2 separate regions of the Homo sapiens genome follow, and region 2 is linked to region 1. A link is an interaction called in ENCODE POLR2A ChIA-PET data of the cell type or tissue named here. Cell type or tissue: Panc1. All regions are shown on one strand. Each heading gives the region's core, and the rest is flanking DNA. Links, peaks and the distances in the headings are about the cores only.

Evidence for each region. ChIA-PET counts read pairs that join two places held together with the same protein. Peaks named below come from ENCODE experiments on the same cell type or tissue, not always from the same donor. Only the 100,000 strongest peaks of a DNase experiment are listed, where the experiment ranks them.
Region 2: POLR2A ChIA-PET joins it to region 1 with 11 read pairs; 11 of 35 experiments call an interaction of 5 or more read pairs at or near these places.

The regions. Positions count from the first base shown.
Region 1 is chr15:64,314,290-64,325,453 of GRCh38, reverse strand. All of the region lies in intron 1 of CSNK1G1 (casein kinase 1 gamma 1), which reads left to right. Among named protein-coding and RNA genes, the nearest start is that of CSNK1G1, 36 kb to the left of the region's middle. In Panc1, for the core only: no CTCF peak of the experiment used is centred there; no DNase peak of the experiment used is centred there.
Region 2 is chr15:64,374,858-64,386,512 of GRCh38, reverse strand. It overlaps PCLAF (PCNA clamp associated factor), which reads left to right and starts at 5,072. Exons shown (of 4, transcript NM_014736.6): 1 at 5,072-5,187; 2 at 5,475-5,555; 3 at 9,608-9,770. The coding sequence starts at 5,142. RefSeq lists an enhancer at 4,901-5,411. In Panc1, for the core only: no CTCF peak of the experiment used is centred there; DNase peaks (open chromatin) are centred at 4,942 and 7,888; H3K4me3 peaks cover 3,304 bases; H3K27ac peaks cover 4,330 bases.

The sequences.
Region 1 (11,164 bases), core at 211-8,210:
TAAGGCAGTACTAACAGCTATCAGGATATGTGCATTGTCTTTTAGGCAAGCTCACCACCTGTATACCTTCTCCAATTAATAGAATTTGGAGTTGTTTTTACTGAAAATAATGAAAGATGAGTCTGAAAGCTGAGCATATACATTTGTAGAATTCAAACGGATGCCTGCTATGCTGCTTATGAGTGAGATAATGTAACTGTAGCTATATCCCAGTGAAGGTAAAATATCACTAACAACCACTTGAAATTGTGTTGCTCCATTCTCCTTAAAATATACTTCTATTACTGTGTAGCTGTAGGGGATGATTATAGGAAAAAGTGTCCACTACCCAGATGTCACAAATACTGAAAACAACAAAAGAATTCTTTATTAAATCCTGTATTAATCAAGTTCTCATGATTCAGATGCTTTTTACATGTTCAATAGTTACCCTGCTAACACATATTACAGAGTATCAGACTGTATGGTAATAATTTCACTGTACAATACAAGCTAATTTAGTAGGATTCTATTGATGTATTCAAAACTTGAATATTTTACATGAAAATGTACTTATTCCCTAAAAGAATAAATTTTCTTATAATACCATGTGCATTTGTTGCACAGTCAGCAGTGACTCTTAAGAACCATTAAAGAAATTTCATGGAGTTCCTTTATAATTAGGCAACAAGAATATGTGGTCCTAGGGTGTATTAGTCAGGGTTCTCTAGAAGGACAGAACTAATAGAATATATGTATATATGAAGGGGAGTTCATTAAGCCGAATTGACTCACACAGTCACAAGGTGAAGACTCACCATAGGCCATCTGCAAACTGAGGAGCAGGGAAGCCAGTCTGAGTCCCAAAACCTCAAAAGTAGGGAAGCAGACAGTGCAGCCTCCAGTCTGTGGCCGAAGGCCTGAGAGCCTCTGGCAAACCACTGGTGTAAGTCCAAGAGACCAAAAGCTGAAGAACTTGAAGTCAGATGTTCTTCGAGGGTAGGAAGCATCCAGCATGGGAGATAGATGAAAACTGGAAGACTCAGCAAGGCTGCTCTTTTGTCTTCTTCTGCCTGCTTTATTCTAGCCATTTTGGCAGCTGATTAGATGGTACCACCCAGATTAAGGGTGGGTCTGCCTCTCCCAGGCCACTGACTCAAATCTTAATCTTCTTTGGCAATACCCTCACAGAAACACCCAGGAACATTACTTTGCATCCTTCAGTCCAATCAAGTTGACACTCAGTATTAACCATCGCACAGGACAATCATATGCTTCGGTATTTATAGGTTTGGGTAATCAGTGTAGTGTTTATAAATACATAGTAGTGTAAGTCAGGGGCTTTTGAGTCAGGATGTCAAGTATCTACCTGACAAAAGTGTCAAAGCCTCTACTGCTTTCTAGTTTTGTTACGCATCTTACTTGGTTTCCTCATCTGTGAAGTGAGAATTATAGTAACAGTATTACTATCCATAAGGTAGTGGAAGGATTTAATGAATTAATATATTTAAATCATTTAAAGTGTACCTGGTGCATAAAGGCCCAATAAGGTTTAGATGGTGTAGTTGTTACTGTTCTACAATGTGACATGTCTTAAAGCAAACTATTTTTATAGAACAGTAAAATCAGCTGGGAAAAGAGAGGCTTTGTTTTAAGAACACTAGTATTCCTTTTGCATTTCCACATAGCTATAGAGTGAGAAGATAAGGGGATAATGGCGTTTTGAAGGAAGGAGGGGAGTAAATATAACTTTAAAGATTTTAATTGGATGGGTGAAATTGTTTATATGTTTTAAGTATAGTCAGTAATTGGCCAGGCACAGTGGTTCATACCTGTAATCCCAGCACTTTGGGAGGCCGAGGCGGGTGGATCACCTGAGGTCAGGAGTTTGAGACCAGCCTGACCAACATGGAGAAACCCCATGTCTACTAAAAATACAAAATTAGCTGGGCGTGGTGGCACATGCCTGTAATCGCAGCTACTAGGGAGGCTGAGGCAGGAGAATCGCTTGTACCCAGGAGGCAGAGGTTGCAGTGAGCCGAGATTGCGCCATTGCACTCCAGTCTGGGCAACAAAAGTGAAACTCTGTCTCAAAGAAAAAAAAAAAAGTATAGTCAGTAATTAAATAATTTTTTGAGACTGGACAAAAGTTAAATAAAAGTAAGCTAGTAATTATATTCAATGTCATAGCAGATTTTAAACCACAGCTTTTCAGGTTGCCAGTAAATACCACACAAAAGCAAGAGGAGGCTGGTTGTGCTAGCTTACACTTGTAATCCTAGCACTTTGCGAGGCCAAGGCAGGAGGATCACTTGAGGCCAGGAGTTCAAGACCAGCCTGGGCAACATACTAAGACTCCATTTTTTAAAAAGAAAAAAGGAAAAATTAGCCCAGCATAGTGGCGTGAGCCTGTAGTCCTAGGTACTCAGGGGGCTGAGACATGAGGATTGCTTGAGCCCAGGAGGTTGAAGCTACAGTGAGATGATTGTGCCACTGCACTCCAGCCTGGGCAACAGAGCGAGGAAAAAAAAAAACAACCCAAAAACAAAACGAGGAATGTAAAAGTGCAGTGCATTTTACAATGTTATGATTAAAGTGAACTCTATCTTAAATTTTATAATAACTGACTTTATTTTACTTACTTATTTAGTTTTTGAGATAGGATCTCCTCTGTCACCCAGGCTGGAATGTAGTGCTCACTCCAGGCTCTGCCTCCTGGACTTAAGTGATCATCCCACTTCAGCCTCCTGAGTAGCTGGGACTACAGATGCGCACTACCATGTCTGGCTAATTTTTGTATTGTTTAATTAATTTATTTTTTTGCTAGAGACAGGGTTTCACCATGTTGCCCAGGCTGGTCTTGAATTACTGGGCTCAAGGGATCAACCCATCTTGGCCTCCCAAAGTGCTGGGATTACAGGCATGAGCCACCATGCCTGGCCTGTACTAAATGAGATTAAAAACTTGCTTTGGGCCAGACATGGCGGCTCATGCTGGTAATACCAGCACTTTGGGAAGTCAAGGCGGGAGGATTGCTTGAGCCCAGGAGTTCGAGACCAGCCTGGGCAATGTAGTAAGACCTTGGGCAATGTAGTAAGACCGTGTCTGTATTTAAAAAAAAAAGAGAGAGAAAAGAAAACTTGTTTTGCTTGCATGTACCAATTGAGAGTATAGTATGTGCTTCAAAGGAAAAAGGTTTAACTGTTGAACAGCTTTAGGAGAAATAACCAAATTGCTTTGTGGGTATTTCATGCACAAAACTAGGAAAGAGAAATGAATATGGGAGGATTCAAGTTACAATAAGACTTTATGCTCCATGAGAGGAAGATATTACATATTACAGAATATTGATTTCAGAAGGCAAAAGATATTTACTACTTATGCTCCATGAGAGGAAGATATTACATATTACAGAATATTGATTTCAGAAGGCAAAAGATATTTACTACTTAGAGTAATTTAGTTAAGAAAAAAGAAAAAATACAGTAAAATGTTAGATAAGATCCAATTAGAGCCTACCAGGCACTCTTGTGAGGTTTGTTACTGCCTTCTGTGGTTTATCAGTAGCTTAGCGGGAACTATAGAAAAATAATTCAGGCTTTATGTCCCAAATCATAACTGTAACTCCCTCCATTCTTCTCCACTTTCAGTAGGTGGAGGAAAGTCTTACTCAGGGAAAATTTAACAATATGGTCATTTCATAATTAGAAAACTTTATTAATACTGGTGTTAGGTGTTTGACCAGACACTTTTAAATTTACCGTGTTCATGGCTTCCTTAATTGAGTACAATATCAGAAGCAGCTGTCTTCATATTAGCCAATAGCCCATAGATCTTTAGTAATTTTGTGCATGATATATTATGGCCATTTCTCTTTATATTATAAAACTGTCATAGAAATGCTTTAATTAGGCTGGGTGCGATGGCTGGTGCCTGTAATCCCAGCCCTTTGGGAGGTTGAAGCAGGAGGATCGCTTGAATCCAAGAGTTTGAAACCAGCCTGGGCAAACATAGCACAACCTAGTCTCTTCCCCCACCAAAAAATAGAAAAATTAGCTGGGCATGGTGGTATGTGTCTGTGGTCCCATCTGCGGGGAAAGCTGAGGTGGGAGGATTGCTTGAGCCCAGGAGGTTGAAGCTCCAGTGAGCCATGACTGCACTGCTGCACTCCAGCCTGGGCAACAGAGCAAGTCCCTATCTCCAAAAAAAAAAAAAAGGAAAAAAAGAAAAAAAATGCTTTTTTTTATTTCAGTGGGTAATAAGCTGTTATTTTGTGTGATGCTCATTTCCTTAAATAATACATTAAATTGTTATTTTTTGCATTTGAAATTGAAAAATGGGAATTTTTCTCTTGAATAAGAAACAGAAATGAATTAAACTTATTACCAATAGTAATCATACTATTCTGAATTTCTCTATAGAGAGCATTATAAATATCTCATACTTTTGCTTTTATATTACGAATTTGTATTGTAGGGTGAAAAAGATACTTTTTAATCTTAAACAGGATATTTTCCTTTGTGTTTTGTGAATTCCCACCCTTGTTTTTGGCAATGTAGATCACTTACGCTAAAGATTTAAAAAGCCATATTTCACTTTAAGAACTTGAGACCAGAGGTTACAAACTGGTGGTGTGGACAGTATTTAAAAATTTTAAAAAATTAATTGCGAACATATAAAAACTGGGAGATTTTATTAAAATTTCAGTGTTAAGCAACTTCTGAAAACTCAGAGCTGGCCACATTGCATGGGACCCGTATTCTTTTTTTTCTTTTTTCTTTTTTTTTTTTTTTTTTGTGATGGAGCCTTGTTCTGTCACCCAGGCTGGAGTACATTGACACGATCTCAGCTCACTGCAACCTCCACTTCCTGGGCTCAAGCGATTCTCCCGCCTCAGCCTCCCAAGTAGCTGGGATTACAGGCACTTGCCACCACGCCTAGCTAATTTTTGTATTTTTGGTAGAGACAGAATTTCCCCATGTTGGCCAGGCTGGTCTTGAACTCCTGACCTCAAGTGATCCGCCTGTCTCAGCCTCCCAAAGTGCTGGGATTACAGGCGTGAGCCACTGTGCCCGGCCCCATATTTTTATATGGCAAAATTCAACAGGAGCAGAAATAGCTGTACCTGTTAGGTGGGACACCCACTATTCACTTTGCCACTCTACACCTTCCCAGTAAAGAATCAATATCCGGTACTTCTGAGCGTTGTAACCTCTTCATTAATGCATTTGTTTTTTTGACGTGTGCCTGTTTCGGTGGAATTATCTAGAGAATAAGAAAAAGGGCCTGGTGCAGTGGCTCACTCCTGTAATCCCAGCACTTAGGGAGGCCAAGCATGTGGATCGCTTGAGCCCAACCTGAGAAACATGGTGAGACTCTGTCTCTACAAAAACTAAACAAAAATTAGCCAGATGTCATGGTGCTCACTTGTTGTACCAGCTACTCAGGAGGCTGAGGTGGGAGGATTGCTTGAGCCCAGAAGGTTGAGGCATCACTGCACTCTAACCTGGGTAGCAGAGTGAGACCCTGTCTCAAAAAAAAAAAAAAAAAAAAAAAAGCCCTGATCTACTTAGGCAGTCATTTATTTTATACAAGCAGTATTTTTCTTTTATGCTTTATTCAAAATAAAGGTGTTACATTTTGTGTCTGTAACACGAATACAGGGGGTGAAGCATGATAGCGGATTGCCTGAGCTCAGGAGTTTAAGACCAGCCTGGGCAACACGGTGAAACCTCGTCTCTACTAAAACACACACACACAAAATTAGCCGGGCATGGCGGCATGCGCCTGTAATCCCAACTACTCAGGAGGCTAAGGCAGGAGGATTGCTTGAACCTGGGAGGCAGAGGTTGCAGTGAGCGAGATCGTGCCACTGCACTCCAGCCTGGGCAACAGAGGGAGACTCCATCTCAAAACAAAACAAAACAAATTCAACGAACTGAAATAAGCTTATAATAATTTAAAATTCAGGCAAGTATTGCTTCCATAAAGCAATCACCTCAAGAAAGCACTTACTCTAAAAGTGCTACTCAAAGCATTTTTGGAAAAAAAAAAAAGGTATATTTCCTTTGAATAGTCTCAGGATGCCTGATATCCTTTGAGAGTAGATGCGTTTTAATAATAGTAATACATGTAATTTGACAAGAAAATCAAATGGGACAAATTTTATTAAGTAGTGAGAAACCAGCTCAAAGTCTAACATGTGAGACTCTGGATGATACCAGGTTTTATCCAGCATCACAGTAAATTTGAACCTCATTAGAAACATTTGTCCAAAGTAAATAGTTCTCTGGAAAAGATGATATTATAAATGTAAGTTTAGGTCAGGCGCAGTAGCTCACGCTTGTTAATTCCAGCACTTTGGGAGGCTGAGGCAGGCGGATCACTTTGAGCCCAGGAGTTGGAGACCAGCCTGGGCAACATGGCAAAACATTGTCTCTAAAAAAAAGTACAAAATTTAGCCAGGTGTAGTGGTGTGTGCCTGTAGTTCCAGCTACTCAGGAGACTGAGCAAGAGATCACTTGAGCCTGGGAAGTAGAGGTTGCAGTGAGCCAAGATCATGTTGGCCAGGCACGGTGGCTCATGCCTGTAATCCCAGCACTTTGGGAGGCTGAGATGGGTAGATCACCTGAGGTCAGGAGTTCAAGACCAGCCCGGCCAACATGGTGAAACCTCGTCTCTACTAAAAATACAAAAATTAGCCAGGCTCGTTAGCATGTGCCTGTAATCCCAGCTACTTGGGAGGCTGAGGCAGGAGAATTGCTTGAACTTGGGAGGCGGAGGTTGCAGTGAGCTGGGATTGCACCACTGCATTCCAGCCTGGGTGACAGGGCGAAACTTTGTCTCAAAAAAAAAAAAAAAGATCATGCCACCACACTCCAGCCTGGGCAACAGAGTGAGAGCCTGTCTTTAAAAAAAGAAAGAAAGAAAGAAAGAAATACAAGTTTATACTCAGCAGCCCTTCAAACTTACCTCCCTCCCAAAATAATATGATATAATGAATTAACCAAAAAACAATAATACCAAAGCATCACTAGCAAAGAAAACTTCAGAGTGATGAAAACCAGGTAACTGCCCTAATCTCATGCCACAAATTTCTAGAAATGTCTTTCAGAAACAGTATTATTTAGACCAGATGGAAAGAAAATCATTTGCAGCTATTTTTTTTGAGCATACACTGTTGTTAGAACCACATAAAGTTTAGAAACCCCTACTGATACGTCACGGGAAGAAGAAAGTTAGTTGGGTATATAATTCAGTTGTGTCTTGAGGCCACAACTACAAAGCCATTAAAAATATATATATATATGATTAATTTTTTGTAAAAATTTTTATATAAATATGTATTTCCCTCCTCTTTGATAAAAGCTCTTAATATCACAGTTGGCTTACTTCTACCTGGAAGAACTCCCCACCTAAGTTGGATAAGGTTTAGAAGTGAAGTCATTAGGTGAGAAAATTGGCAGCAGTCTCGAAATCCTTTTCCCAGCTATGTAGCAGTTGCTTAAGCCCCTAGCTTCCTTTCCATCTTTGTCAGGTGAAATGAGTGAATCAATTAGAGAAACTGGTATTATTTACCAGGTAAACTCAAGAAAAATCAGTTGCACTAATTGTAGGCTAAAGATAGACCACGTTTGAAATCTCCCAGTTGAAAAATTATTTTAAAAACAGACATGAGGCTGAATGTGGTGGCTCACGCCTATAATCCCAGCACTTCGGGAGACTAAAGTGTAAGGATTGTTTGAAGCCAGGAGTTTGAGACCAGCCTGGGGAACATAGTGAGACCACGTTTCTGCAAAAGAATTTAAAAATTAGGTGGGTGATGGTATGCCCCTGTAGTCCCAGCCATCCTGGGCCATCCTGGCCAACACAACGAAACCCTGTTGAAAACAAATAAGTAAAAACAGATGAAATGTAATTCACCACATTAAAAAAAAAAAAAAAGAGAAACCTTATCACTTTGATGGATACAAAAAAAGTATTTGATAATATTCACTAATAGTTCATAATAGGAAAACCTTCACAATAGGATTTAAAAGGAACTTAATCTGATAAAGACTCTACAAAAATTCTATAGAAAACTTTAGGCCGGGCACAGTGGCTCACGCCTGTAATCCCAGCACTTTGGGAGGCCAAGGCTGGCGGATCACCTGAGGTCAGGAGTTTGAGACCAGCCTGGCCAACATGGTGAAACACTGTCTCTACTAAAAATAGAAAAATTAGCCGGGCGTAGTGGCGCACACCTGTAATCCCGGCTACATAGGAGGCTGAAGCAGGAAAATTGCTTGAACCTGGGAGGCGGAGGTTGCAGTGAGCCTAGATTATGCCACTGCACTCCAGCGTGGGCGACAGAGCGAGACTCCATCTCAAAAAAAAAGTTCCATGTCTCTAAAGGCTGTGACATGATAATAGCAGCAATAATACGAATTATGATGTAGCAGGACAAGCCGCAGACAAAACCCCTCAGACACCAAAGGGCTTTATTCGGCCGGGAGCATCAGCAAACTTAGGTCTCAAAAAACCAAGCTCTCCAAGTGAGCAATTCCTGTCCCTTTTAAGGGCTTACAACTGTAAGGGGGTCCACGTAAGAGGGTCATGATCGATTGAGCAAGCAGGGGGTACGTGACTGGGGGCTGTATGCACGGGTATTCAGAATGGAACAGAACAGGACAGAGATTTTCATGATGCTTTTCCATACAATGTCTGGAATCTATAGATAACACAAGCAGTTAAGTCAGGGCTTGATTTTTAACTACCAGGCCCAGGGCTCAGAGCTGGGCTGTCTGCCTGTGAATTTCATTTCTGCCTTTTAGTTTTTACTTCTTTTTTCTTTGGAGGCAGAAATTGGGCATAAGACAACATGAGGGGTGGTCTCCTCCCTTTATGATAGACAAGCTGTATTAACTTTTTTTCTTTTCTTTTTTTTTTTTTTTTTTTTTGAGACAGAGTCTTGCTCTCTCGTCCAGGCTGGAGAACAGTGGCATGATTTCAGCTTACTGCACCCTCCACCTCCTGAGTTCCATTGATTCTCCTGCCTTAGCCTCCCAAGTAGCTGGGACTACAGGCGTGTGCCACCATGCCCGGCTAATTTTTGTAGTTTTAATAGAGACAGGTTTTGCCCTGTTTTCCAAGCTTGTCCTGAACTCCTGGCCTCAAGTGATGAGCTCGCCTTGGCCTCCCAAAGTGTTGGGATTACAGGCGTGAGCCACCGAGCCCAACCTGCATTAACTTTTTCTGTTTGTTTGTTTGTTTGTTTGTTTGTTTGTTTGTTTTAAAAAGCAAAACTGAGTGCCAGTGGCTTATGTTTTTAATCCCAGTGCTTTGAGAGGCTGGGGTTGGAGGATTGCTAAAGGCCAGGAGTTCAAGGCTGCCATGAGCTCTGACCATGCTACTGCACTCCGGCGTAGCTGACAGAGCGAGACCCTATCTGTTAAAACAAACAAGCAACAACAACAGCAAAACCCAAATGTGTGCTTTAAATAGATAAATTGTATAGTAGGTGAATTATATTTAATAAAGCTGTTTTTAAAAAACACAGATTTGACCCATGGAGAAATTTTGCCCCAGAAAGGGGGCATAAATATAGTATTCAAGTGAGGAAGAGCATTCAGTGTGTTAGAAGAAATTTTAAGTCTCTCGAGGGAGGAATAATTAGCTCCTTTGAAAAAAATTTGTGGACATGTTAAAATCACTGCACAGATTTTTTAAAAAAAATTGTTTCAGGAGGACAGTTGTGAGGCCAGTGCACTTTTGGCTCAGTGGGAATGAATGGGTAAGTGAGTGGGCAAGCAGGATCATTTGGTTGGTGTGGCAGAAGGGAGGAGGGCTCAGGCTTTTTGGACTCCTTTGACTGTGTTTGACAGTGTGACCTAGTCAGTGAACATAATTCTGTGAGGCTCAGCGTCCTTTTTGAAAAGGAATAATTGCCTTTACTAAGGCAAGTAATTCCAGTTTGACTCCACTGAATAGGTCACACAGCACCTAGAGTCAATCGTTTAGAAAATGTAAATGCTTTTTGTAAAGCTAAATCCCTTTAAGCATAAATGTCAGTACCATTCTTAAATGTCTTCTTATTGGACTATCAGTGACCTATAAAATCCTGAACAATGGACTCCTGCTACCTCTTTACTTTGCTCATTGTAATCCCCGGCGTTGCTGGTCTTCTTTCACCAAAAGCCTTTCTTAATAGGCTGCTGCTTTTTCCTTTCTGGAAACTGTGTTCCCTAGCTCTTGACAAGGTTGGCTCCATCTCTTCCTTGAGGACACTGTTTAAATGTGGCTTCTAATTTATGTTTTCACAACAGTGTACAAGGATTCCCTCTTCTTCTCATCCGCACCAATACTTGTTATCTTTGGTCTTTTTTGTAATTGCCATCTGACAGAGTAAGAATGTAAGTTAGTATTCCTATTATGGAAAACTGTATGGAGGTTTGTCAAAAAACTAAAAATAGAATTACTACATGATCCAGCAATACCACTTCTGGGTATTTATCCAAAAGATTTGAAATCAGTTTGTTGAAGAGATGTCTGCTTTCTTATGTTCATTGCAGCATTATTCACAATAGCCAAGTTATGGAATCAACCTAAGTGTTCAACACATGAATGAATAAAGAAAATGTACACACACACGCACACACATATACATATTCAGCCTTAAAGAAGGAATTATGTCATTTGTGGCAACTTGGATGGAACTGGAGAATATTTTATTATGCTAAGTAAAATAAGCCAGGTACAGAAAAACAAACACCGCGTGTTCTTACTTATGTGTGGAATCTAAAACAACTGAACTCATAGAAGCAGAGAATAGAATGGTGGTTACAGAGCCTGGAGGGTTGAGAAAGTGGTGAGACCATGGTTAAAGGGAACAAAATCTCAGCTGAGGGATATGTTTTTTTTTTTTTTTTTTAATTCTGTGGTACAGTGTGGTGAAGATAGTTTTTGTACATTTTAAAATTGCTGAGAGAATAAATTTCAAATATTCTTACCACAAAAATGTTAAGTATTTAAGGTAATGGATATGTTAACTAGCTTGATTTAATTATTATATATTATATTCATAAATTATAACATTACTTTGTACCCCTTACATTTATATAATTATAAATTGTCAACATACAATTTTTAAACTTTTAAAAAATAAATGTGTCTTCTAATAAAAGGCTTCCCACCCCTCTATCTAAAA
Region 2 (11,655 bases), core at 1,829-9,828, 59 kb before region 1:
CTCATCTCTACAAAAATGAAAAAAATTAGCCTGGCATGGTGGCACATGCCTGTAGTCTCAGCTACTTGAAAGGCTGAGGTGGGAGGATCACTTGGGCCTGGAAGGTCAAGCTTGAAGTGAGCCCTGATTGCACTACTGCACTCCAGCCTGGGCGACAGAGCAAGGCCTTTTTACAAAAACAAAACAAAACCTCATAAGTGTATTGATTTACATTCCATTTAGATTGTCGTAGATATCATTAATTTGGAAAGCAGATGATTTTCCAGGGTTTTTTTTTTTAAGAAAAAGTCAAAATACTCTGTGAATGTTTATTAATTGTGGGTACAAGTTTTGTTTCTTTGTAAAACTCCACTACATTTAATAATAATTGTAAGGTATCAAAGTCATTTACCTGTTTATTTATTCAGTCCCTGTGTTAGGGTTCTCCAGAGACAGAACCAATAGGATAGATAACAGATAGATATAGATACAGATCTATGAGGAGATTTATTAGGGAATTGGCTCAGGAAATTATGGAGACTGAAAAGACCCATGACAGGCCATCTGCAAGCAGGAGACCCTGGAATGCTGGTAGCTGGCTCAGTCCAAGTTGTGAAATCTTCAAGTCTCAAGGTGGAGGGCCTGGAGTTCTGATGTCTGGGAGCAGAAGTCTGAGAAGAGTGTCTCAGCTCCAGAAGGAAGAAATATTTTTTCTCACCTTTTTTGTTCTGGGTCCTTGGTTAATTGGATGGTGCCCGCTCACATTGAGAGCAGATCTGCCCCACTCAGTCCACTGACTCACATGCCAGTCTCCTTTGGAAATACCCTCAAAGGCACCCAGAAGCAATGCTTTACAAGTTATCTAGGTATTTCTTTTTCTTTTTCTTTTTTTTTTCTTTTTCTTTTTTTGAGATGGAGTTTCCTCTTGTTGCCCAGGCTGGAGTGCAATAGTGCAATCTTGGCTCACCACAACCTCCGCCTCCCGGGTTCAAGCGATTTTCCTGCCTTAGCTTCCCGAGTAGCTGGGATTACAGGCATGTGCCACCATGCGCGGCTAATTTTGTATTTGTAGTAGAGATGGGGTTTCTCCATGTTGGTCAGGCTGGTCTCAAACTCCCGACTTTAGGTGATCCTCCCGCCTCGGCCTCCCAAAGTGCTGGGATTACAAGCCCTCTAGGTATTTCTTAATCTGGTCAAGTTGACACCTAAAATTAACCATAACAGTCTCCATAACTAAAACATTAAGTGCTTGAAGGCAGAGACTATGACTTAAGTTTTTTCATATAATATAATTTAGTATGTCATACATGTTATGATAAGTACGTCCTCCAGAATAACATAGGTGGCTGGGTACCGTAGCCCACACCGGTAATCTCAGCATTTTGGGAGGCTGAGGTGGGAGGATTGGTTGAACTCGGAAATTCGAGACCAGTCTGGGCAATATCAGGAGACCCTGTCTCTACAAAAAAAACCTAAAAATTAGCTAGGTGTGGTGGCAAGCTCCTGTGTTCCCAGCTACTTGGAAGAGGATCACCTGAGCTCAGGAGGCGAGGCTGCAGTAAACTGTGATCACACCACTGCACTCTAGCCTGCGTGACAGAGTGAGACCCTGTCTCAAAAAAAGAAAAAGGCATTCTTTTCTCATAAGTCATATGTTAATTATGATGTAATTATAATGCAATTTATTATTACTGTCATTTGTTAAATTACATTTCTGCCTGAGCAATGCAAGCACACCCATTTAGCAAGACTTAAAGATCTCTTTTTTCTTTTCTTTTCTTTTTTTTTTTTTTTTAGACATTCTTGCTCCATCACCCAGGCTGGAGTGCAATGGCATGATCTGGGCTCACTGCAACCTCCACCTCCCAGGTTCCAGTGATTCTCCTGCCTCAGCCTCCCAAGTAGCTGGGATTACAGGCACCAGCCATCATGCCTGGCTAGTTTTTGTATTTTTGTAGAGATGGGGTTTCACCATTTTGGCCAGGCTGGTCTCGAACTCCTGACCTCAGTTGATCTACCTGCCTCTGCCTCCCAAATTGCTGGGATTATAAGCATGAGCCACTGCGCCGGCCAAGATTTTCTTTGGTATAAATGTAGGCAGGCCAGTTGCAGTGGCTCACACCTGTAATCCCAGCACTTTGGGAGGCCGAGGCAGGCAGATCACCTGAGGTCAGGAGTTCAAGACCAGCCTGGCCAGCATGGTAAAACCCTGTCTCTACTGAAAATACAAAAGTTAGCTGGATGTGGTGGCACATACCTGTAATCCCAGCTACATGGGCGGCTGAGGCATGAGAATTGCTTGAACCGGGAGACAGAGGTTGCATTGAGCTGAGATCGTGCCACTGCATTCCAGCCTGGATGACAGAGTGAGACTCTGTCTCAAAATTAATAAATAAAATAAATAAATTTAGGCAGAAATTGTATTGATACATACTGTAACTTTTCTTAATGCCCTAGGCCTTTGAAATTTTCAGGTTCACTCCACACCACTCTCTGTGTTTTATTTCATTATAAAAATTGTGTTTAATTGCTTCTGCAAAGCAAACATTTCAATGAAGAACTTTTACTAGGCATCAGCACTTTTTTTTTTTCTCTAGCATGCATTCTTCATTATCATCGTTGGTGTTAAAATGACAAACATGCAAACAAAAACAAACACACAACTATAGTAATATGTAGACTGCCCCGGGTGGAAATATATATTTGATACTCTTTCTGGCAACTTGCTTGGCAGGTGGGCAAGGAGAAAAGACTATCTTATTCTTTCTGCAGGAATCTGGAATATAAGTTCAAATTAAGTAATTCAGACCTATGTAGAAGCCACTTAAACTGGAAAGGAAATAATGGCATTTAAGAACCACTGTGCTGGCCAGGTGTGGTGGCTTACACTTGTAATCCCAGCACTTTGGGAGGCTGAGGCAGGCAGATCACTTGAGGTCAGGAGTTTGAGACCAGCCTGGCCAACATGGTGAAACCCTGTCTCTACTGAAAATACAAAAATTAGCCGAGTGTTTTGGCACGTGTCTGTAATCCCAGCTACGTGGGAGGCTGAGGCAGGAGAATTGCTTGAACCCGGGAGGCGGAGATTGCAGTGAGCCGAGAACACGCCACTGCATTCCAACCTGGGCGAAGAAGTGAGACTCCATCTCAAAAAAAAAAAAACACACACACAAAAAAACCACTGTGCAATGAGATGGGCCATGAGGACAAAAAACAAAGGAATGCCCTGGGTCTTGTGGATTTTTCCGGTTGATTTGGCTGTAACCTTAGATACCAAGGTTAAGACAAAACTACAGGTAATTGCCAATACATTTTCTATTATTGTGTTAATTTAACCTGTTGCCTAGATTCCTTAAATCTGTGTTACAGAGTGCAGTTGTTGATTCTGTTAAAGTACTGAGTAGCCTAATTCTAAGTTCGAGCAATTCATTGGAGAGAATTAATGCTGTGTTTACACTTCTAGAGTAGCCTTTCAAGTGAGCATTTAACAGAATACATCCCAAAGCAAGTTCATCTGATCCTGTTTTTTGTTGTTGTTTTTAGAGACGGAGACTCGCCCTGTCGCCCAGGCTGGAGTGCAGTAGCGTGATCTCGGCTCACTGCAACCTCCGCCTCCCGGGTTCAAGGAATTCTCCTGCCTCAGCCTCCAGAGTAGCTGGGACTACAGGCACATGCCGCCACTCCCAGCTAATTTTTTATTTTTTATTTTTATTTTTATTTTAGTAGAGACTGGGTTTCACCATGTTGCCCACGCTGGTCTCGAACTCCTGAGCTCAGGCAATCTGCCTGCCTCGGCCTCCCAAAGTGCTAGGATTACAGGTGTGAGCCACCATGCCTGACCGATTCTGTTTTATGTATGGTATTTAGAGAGTGAAAATCACTCCCCAGGGGTGTTGTGAGTAATTAGAAGGTAAGCATAAAGATAGAAAAAAATTATGACCCTTTATCCTAGAGTTATGCTCACTGTGTGACAGCGATGTGGTCTTACCACATTTGGCAGGGTCTTTTCGTTTCGTTTCGTTTCATTTCATTTCCTTGCCTTGCCTTGCCTTTCTTTTCTTTTTTCTTTTCTTTTCTTTCTTTCTTTTCTTTTCTTTCTTTCTTTCTTTTTTTTTTTTGAGACAGGATCTCGCTCTGTCGCCCAGGCTGGAGTGCATGGTGTGATTATGGCTCACTGCAACCTCTCCCTCCTAGGCACAAGCAATCTCCCGTCTCCTGAACTCAAGCCATCCTCCCACCTCAGCCTCCCGAGTAGTTGGGATTACAGGAACATGCCACTGCACCCGGCTAATTTTTGTATATTTTTTGTAGAGACGGGTTTCACCGTGTTGGTCAGGCTGGTCTCGACCTCCTGGGGTCAAGCGATCTGCCCGCCTCGGCCTCTCAAAGTGCTGGGATTACAGCCATGAGTCCCCGCTCCTGGCAGATTTGGCAGATTATTTAGGAGCTCTGACACCATTCGGTTCTCAAGAAGACGTTTTATTAGTTTCTTTTTATGTGTGTATGTATATACAATCCCCCTAGTTTTTGTTTAGTCTCACATCATCCTAAAGACATTTAAAAAAACCCTTGTAAACAAGTTGTATTAGCTTCCTTTTCCCCATTCCATAGAATTGTTTTAGTATGGATGCTGTACAAAGAGTTCATGCCTGGGGGACTAAAGGAAAGTTCTCAAGTTCTTTTAATTTTGATTTGCATCAAAAAGTCCGCTTAATTTCAGGTTTCACCTCCAGGAGTCAATCATTATGGACTTAAAGCTATAGTAACTTTTGAAGATCGTTTGTAATTCGCTGTCTTTGCTAGGTTTTCTTTTCTAAGCAGGCTCATTTCTGTAGTTCAGAAACTTAGCACCCACTAGTCGGGTACCCCTGGAGAGTCCTGGTACCGCCCACCTGGGGCGCCTACGAATCCTAGGCCTTTGCGTGTTGATGGACGGATTCGCGCTGCAAGAAGCCTCGCCGCTGTCACCACTGGGCATTGGCAATTGGTTCAGGGGGAACGGCGCGGAACCAATGGGAGCGGTGGCTCGGGAGAGACCTTGGAGCGCGCGGGAAAGAGACCAATATAAACTGTGGCGGGATAGTTTTCGGGTCCTTGTCCAGTGAAACACCCTCGGCTGGGAAGTCAGTTCGTTCTCTCCTCTCCTCTCTTCTTGTTTGAACATGGTGCGGACTAAAGCAGACAGTGTTCCAGGCACTTACAGAAAAGGTGAGGCGATCGAGTGTGGTACTGGAGGGCGGGGGGGTCCTCCCGGCAGCCTGGCCACGGGCGACAGACGCCAGAGGTCCCCCTGGGCCCTGTGCGCCAAACTCATCTAGCTAGCCAGGGAGTAGCCGCCTGGCCCCTTTACCTAGAAGAGGAAGTCGCAGGGGCAGGGTAAGGTTATCCTGCTGTTCTGGATCGCCAGGCTCTCCTCTCCAAGCTGCTGGGGTCCAGGACTCGGTGTCGGAACCCTCCTGCCCCTTCTGAACACCCTTTTTTGCCTCTCTTCACAGTGGTGGCTGCTCGAGCCCCCAGAAAGGTGCTTGGTTCTTCCACCTCTGCCACTAATTCGACATCAGTTTCATCGAGGAAAGGTAAGAAGAGCCCTCCTAAAGTTAGGGGATCAGTCCTGGCACCTGCAAGCCCCTGGCTTGCCATGAATTTCTTTTTCTTGAGGTACTCACGCCCGAATTTCTTCCTTGCCCTGTGATATAATAAGAGAGGCTGGGCCTTTTGGCCGGCTAGGGTAGAGGTGGGGGGGAGGTCTCATGGAAGGGAATTTCAAGCCTTGGAGTTAAGGACCGACACACCTTATCTTCAAGCCTATTTTTCTTTTCTTTTCTTTTTTTAGACAGGGCCTCTCTTTGTTGCTCAGGTTGGAGTGCAGTGGTGCAATCACTGGTCACTACATCCTCCACTTATGGGGCTTAAGCAATCCTCCCACCTCAGCCTCCAAAGTAGCTGGGGCTACAGGTACATGCCACCACGCCGGGCTTTTTTTTCTATTTTTTGTAGAGATGGGGGTCTCACTATGTTGCCTAAGCTGGTCTCAAACTCCTGGGCTCAAACAATCCTCCTACTGGGATTACAGGCATGAGCCACCACAGCCAGCCTATCAATTTTTGTTTTTTGGTTTAGTATTTTCCTTTTTCTTTCTCTTTCTTTTTTTGAGACAGAGTCTTGCACTGTTGCCCAGGCTGCAGTGCAACGGTGTGATCTTGGTTCACTGCAACCTCCGCCTCTCGGGTTCACACGATTCTCCTGCCTCTGCCTCCTGAGTAGCTGGGATTACAGGTGCACGCCACCACACCCAGCTAATTTTTTTGTATTTTTAGTAGAGATGGGGTTTCACTATGTTGGCCAGACTGATCTCAAACTCCTGACCTCATGATCTGCCTGCCTCAGCTTCCCAAAGTGATGGGAACACAGACGTGATCCACCACGCCCAGCTATTATTTTTCTTAATAATAACAGAGGCTATTTAAATATTGTTAGAGGCTATTTAAAAGCCCCCTTAGTAGATTAAGGGTTTGAACAATCGTTAACAGTGCTGAGTGCTCATTGCAATGTCTACTAAACTTTAATAAAAATGTTTTTGTTTTTGTTTGCTTGTTTTTCCTTTCTTCCTTACTCTTTTTTGTTTGTTTGTTTGTTTGAGTATGATGTCTGTGGGTTTTCTCCAACTTTGCAGCTCCTAATACTGTCTTTGGGAGAGTAGGAGTGAAACCCGGCAAAGGAAATAGCTTCACGCTGCTCCTTCTGTGCGTGGAGTAGATGAGAAAATGCCCTGCCATCTGGTGCCTCATTCCTTTCAGTAGGAAATTTGGCAGACAGGGAGATTAACGCTACAAGATTTAATTAAGAACATAAAGGTGAACACTGTTTAGGACTTCATGGGTTTTAAAGTCAATTCAAATTTCTCCCTATTATAAACATTTCATTAGAAAACATTTACTATTTCTATCTCTTCAGATAAAAGGAAATAGAAGTTGATGAATTTTTTTAGAGTAACTTATACCCTGTACCACTAGACTAAGTTTCTTTTTCTTTTCTTTTTTCTTTTTTTTTTTTGAGACAGGGTCTCACTCTGTTGCCCAGGCTTGAGTGCAGTGGTGCAATCACAGCTTACTGCAGATTTGACCCCAGGGTTCAAATGATCCTCCCACTTCAGGCTCTTCCCAAGTAGCTGGGACTGTAGGCGCATGCCACCACACGCCCGCCTAATTTTTGTGTTTTTTGTAGAGATGGGGTTTCATCACATTGCCCAGGCTGGTCTCGAACTCCTGGGCTGAAGCAATCCTCCCGCCTCAGCCTACCAAAGTGCTGGGATTACAGACGTGAGCCACCACGCCTGGCCTGATGAAATTTCATTAGAGCCGCATCTCATCGTCTGGTCCACTGTTGAATCACCAGAGCCAACTAAATAGGCCCTTACTGAATATATGTTGAATAAATGCATCCTTTAAGGCATTTTAAAAATCTCTATTTTTAATCCGAATAATTGGATGTATGAAATGGGTAATATCCTTATTTTAAAGATAAGGAAATTTAATATCTGGTTATATAACTTGATAAAGGTCACACAACTAAATCAGTGGAGTTGGGTTTGAACCTGTTGCTGCTATATTTTTTTTTTTTTCTGAGACACAGTCTCGCTCTGTCACCCAGGCTGGAGTGCAGTGGCATGAACTCGGCTCACTGCAACCTCCGCCTCCCGGGTTCAAGCAATTCTTCTGCCTCAGCCTCCTAAGTAGCTGGGATTACAGGCATGCGCCACCATGCCTGGCTAAATTTTGTATCTTTAGTGGAGGCAGGGTTTCACCATGTTGGCCAGGCTGTTCTCAAATGCCTGACCTCATGATCCAACTGCCTCGGCCTCACAAAGTGCTGGGATTACAGGCGTGAGCCACTGCGCCCAGCTGCTGCTGTATGTTTTCTAGTAGTAAAAGCATTCCTGTAAGGTTCCTTTGGGAAAACTGTGAACCAAAAGATCACTATCTTTTATATGCCATTCCTTCTTTTGGAGGCGAAGGCGGGACGGTTGCCTCAGCCAGGAGTTTGAGACCAGCCTGGACAACGTGGCAAAACCCCATTGCTATTTTTATAAATGTAAATAAATAAGTAGAAACAATATAACTTCAGAGTCTATATGGAAACAACTTTTGTAAGCATTCTTTAACAACTAGAGTTGTTAAAGCAAATGTTTTAGCTTAAAGCAAAAGATTTGCAGTAACTGAATAATTTGTTCCTGGTCATTACTTTATAAAAAGGCAAGAATTTTCCCTCAATTTCTCCTTATATTACTGTTGAAAAATAACCAGGAATTGGCCGGGCAGGGTGGCTCACACTTGTAATCCCAGCACTTTGGGAGGCCAAGGCGGGCGGATCATGAGGTCAGGAGATCGAGACCATCCTAGCATGGTGAAACCCTGTCTCTACTAAAAGTACAAAAAATTAGCCAGGTGTGGTGGCGGGCGCCTGTAGTCCCAACTGCTCGGGAGGCTGAGGCAGGAGAATGGCATGAACCCGGGAGGCGGAGCTTGCAGTGAGCCAAGATCGTGCCACTGCACTGCAGCCTGGGTGACAGAGTGAGACTCTGTCTCCCCCCCAAAAAAACAAAAACAAAACAAAAATTAGCTGGGCGTGGTGGCGGGCGCCTGTAATCCCTGCTACTCGGGAGGCTGAGGCAGGAGAATCACTTGAATCCGGGAGGCAGAGGTTACAGTAAGCCAAGATTGCGCCACTGCACTCCAGCCTGGGTGACAGAGCTAGACTTTGAAAAAAAAAAAAAAAAAAAAAAAAAACACCAGGAATTGGACTTCTCTTATGAACTGAAAAGGAGCCAGGTGCTTTGAAAAATGGAATCTACTTTTGTGGAGACTTTCACATTGCCTCTTATATGTGCTTTAACTAAATGACCTTAGTAAGTAAAATGTTGGCACTTTATACTACATGGTCCTATCTTATGTTAGGAAAAAGTGTGTCAAACTTCAGTATGTCAGTACATACAAGAATATATATATATATATATATATATATATATATATATATATATATATATATTTTTTTTTTTTTTTTTTTGAGACAGAGTCTCGCTCTGTTGCCAGACTGGAGTGTGCAGTGGCGGCGCAATCTTGGCTCACTGCAACCTCCGACTCGCTGGTTCAAGTGATTCTCCTGCCTCAGCCTCCCAAGTAGCTGGGAATACAGGCACGTGCCGCCACACCCAGCTAATTTTTGTATTTTTAGTAGAGACGGGGGTTTCACCATGTTGTCCAGGTTGGTCTCGAACTCCTGACCTTGTGATCCACCCTCCTCAGCCTCCCAAAGTGCTGGGATTACAGGCGTGAGCCACTGGACCCGGCAAGAGTATTTGAATAGCTCTGCTTGTGGACAAAATATAAAAATATTTTTCAGTTGTAAAAATTCTGTTACTACTGTTATTGCTAAGATAACCATCACACTGAGTTTATTGGTGGAATACAGCTTTATTGTGTCACATTTTCTAATTCTTTAAGTTGTATATCTTAAATAAAGATTATTTAATACCTTTGAGAATTTGATGTTAAAGAAGGAATTAAGTTGTTTAAGGAATAGAGATTGTATTATTAGCACTTATCTAGTTCCATCTGTTTATATTTTACAGCTGAAAATAAATATGCAGGAGGGAACCCCGTTTGCGTGCGCCCAACTCCCAAGTGGCAAAAAGGAATTGGAGAATTCTTTAGGTTGTCCCCTAAAGATTCTGAAAAAGAGAATCAGATTCCTGAAGAGGCAGGAAGCAGTGGCTTAGGAAAAGCAAAGAGAAAGTAAGTTTTTATATTCTGGAATATAAAGAAAATATTTATCTCACGCCTGTAATCCCAGCACTTTGGGAGGCCGAGGCGGGAGGATCACTTGAGGCCAGGAGTTCAAAACCAGCCTGTCCAACATGGTGGAACCCTGTCTCTACTAAAAATACAAAATTAGCTCGGCGTGCTGGTGCACACCTGTTGTCCTAGCTATTTGGGAGGCTCAAACAAAAGAATTGCTTGGTGCAGCAAACCACCATGCACACATATACCTATATAACAAACTTGCATGTAATGCACATGTATCTCATTTTCACGCCACTGCCCTCCAGTCTGGGGGACAGAGTGAGACTCTGTCTCAAATAAAAAATTAATTAATTAATTAATAAAGAAAATATCTTGAAAATAAAGGACAAATAGGATATTGAGTCAAGTTTCTCTTCAAGCTCATAAGAAAATGCAAAAAAAGTTTTTAAAAACTTCTTCTAATTTCTTATTATAACTCACTCCCAAATTTCTTTTCTTTTTTTTTTCCTGAGACGGAGTCTTGCTCTGTTGCCCAGGCTAGAGGGCAGTGGCGCTATCTCAGCTCACTGCAACCTCCGCCTCCCAGGTTCAAGCAATTTTCCTGCCTCAGCCTCCCAAGTAGCTGGGATTACAGGCACACGCCACCACGCCCAGCTAATTTTTGTATTTTTAGTAGAGACAGGGTTTTGCCTTGTTGGCCAGGCTGGTCTTGAACTCTTGACTTTGTGATCTACCCACCTTAGCCTCCCAAAGTACTGGGATTACAGGCGTGAGCCACTGCATCCAGCCAGCAAATTTCAAACATTAGTAAAAAGTATTCTTTTTACTCTTCCCAATCTCTCAAAGAGGATCAGTTCCCATTCACATAAGTGCTATGTCATTAACCATGAACTTAGTGTATTGAGTCTTTAATTCTTACTGTCTTTTTCCTTTAGGCTTTTCTTACAAGGCAATTTCCTTGTTGGCTTATATAACTTGAATTCCATTAATCCTGTCCCTTAAAAAACTACCAGTTCAACTTGCACAAGAAATATATAACCAGGCTGTGTGCGGTGGCTCATGCCTGTAATCCTAGCACTTTGGGAGGCTACAGTGGGCAGATCGCTTGAGCTCAGGAGTTCCAGACCAGCCTGGGCAACATGGTGAAACCCCTTCTCTACCAAAAGGGTGGCGGCGCCGCCTATAATCCCAGCCACTAGGGAGGCTGAGGTGGGAGAATTGCTTGACCCTGGGAGATGAAGGTTGCAGTGAGCCGAGATCCCGCCACTGTACTCCAGCATGGGTGGCAGAGTGAGGACCTGTCTCAAAAATAGGCCTGGCACAGTGGCTCACCTCTGTAATCCCAGCACTTTGAGAGTCCAAGGCAGGCAGATCACAAGATCAAGAGATCGAGACCATCCTGCAACATGGTGAAACCCCGTCTCTACTAAAAATACAAAAAATTAGCCGGGCGTGGTGGCACGTGCCTGTAATCTCAGCTACTCGGGAGGCTGAAGCAGGAGAATTGCTTGAACCTGAAAGGTGTTGGTTGCAGTGAGCTGAGATCGCACCACTGCACTCCAGCCTGGGGGACAGAGCGAGACTCCATCTCAAAAAAAATCAAGTAAAATAAAAATAAAAATATGACCAATATGGAAAAGTTGGAAAATATAGAAATCCCCATCACCTAGAACCAACTAGGAATAATACCATGGTGTATTGTCTTTACAACTTCTCTGTAAGTACGTAAGAATAGTGAAAAACAAAAAGTAGGGATAAAACTACACACACCAAACTTGGTGTGCAACCTTTAAAAAAAAGTTTCCGAGTTTCATCCGTTGTATTTCATGAATATCTCATTCCTTTTTTCCTTTTTTTCTTTCTTTCTTCCTTTTTT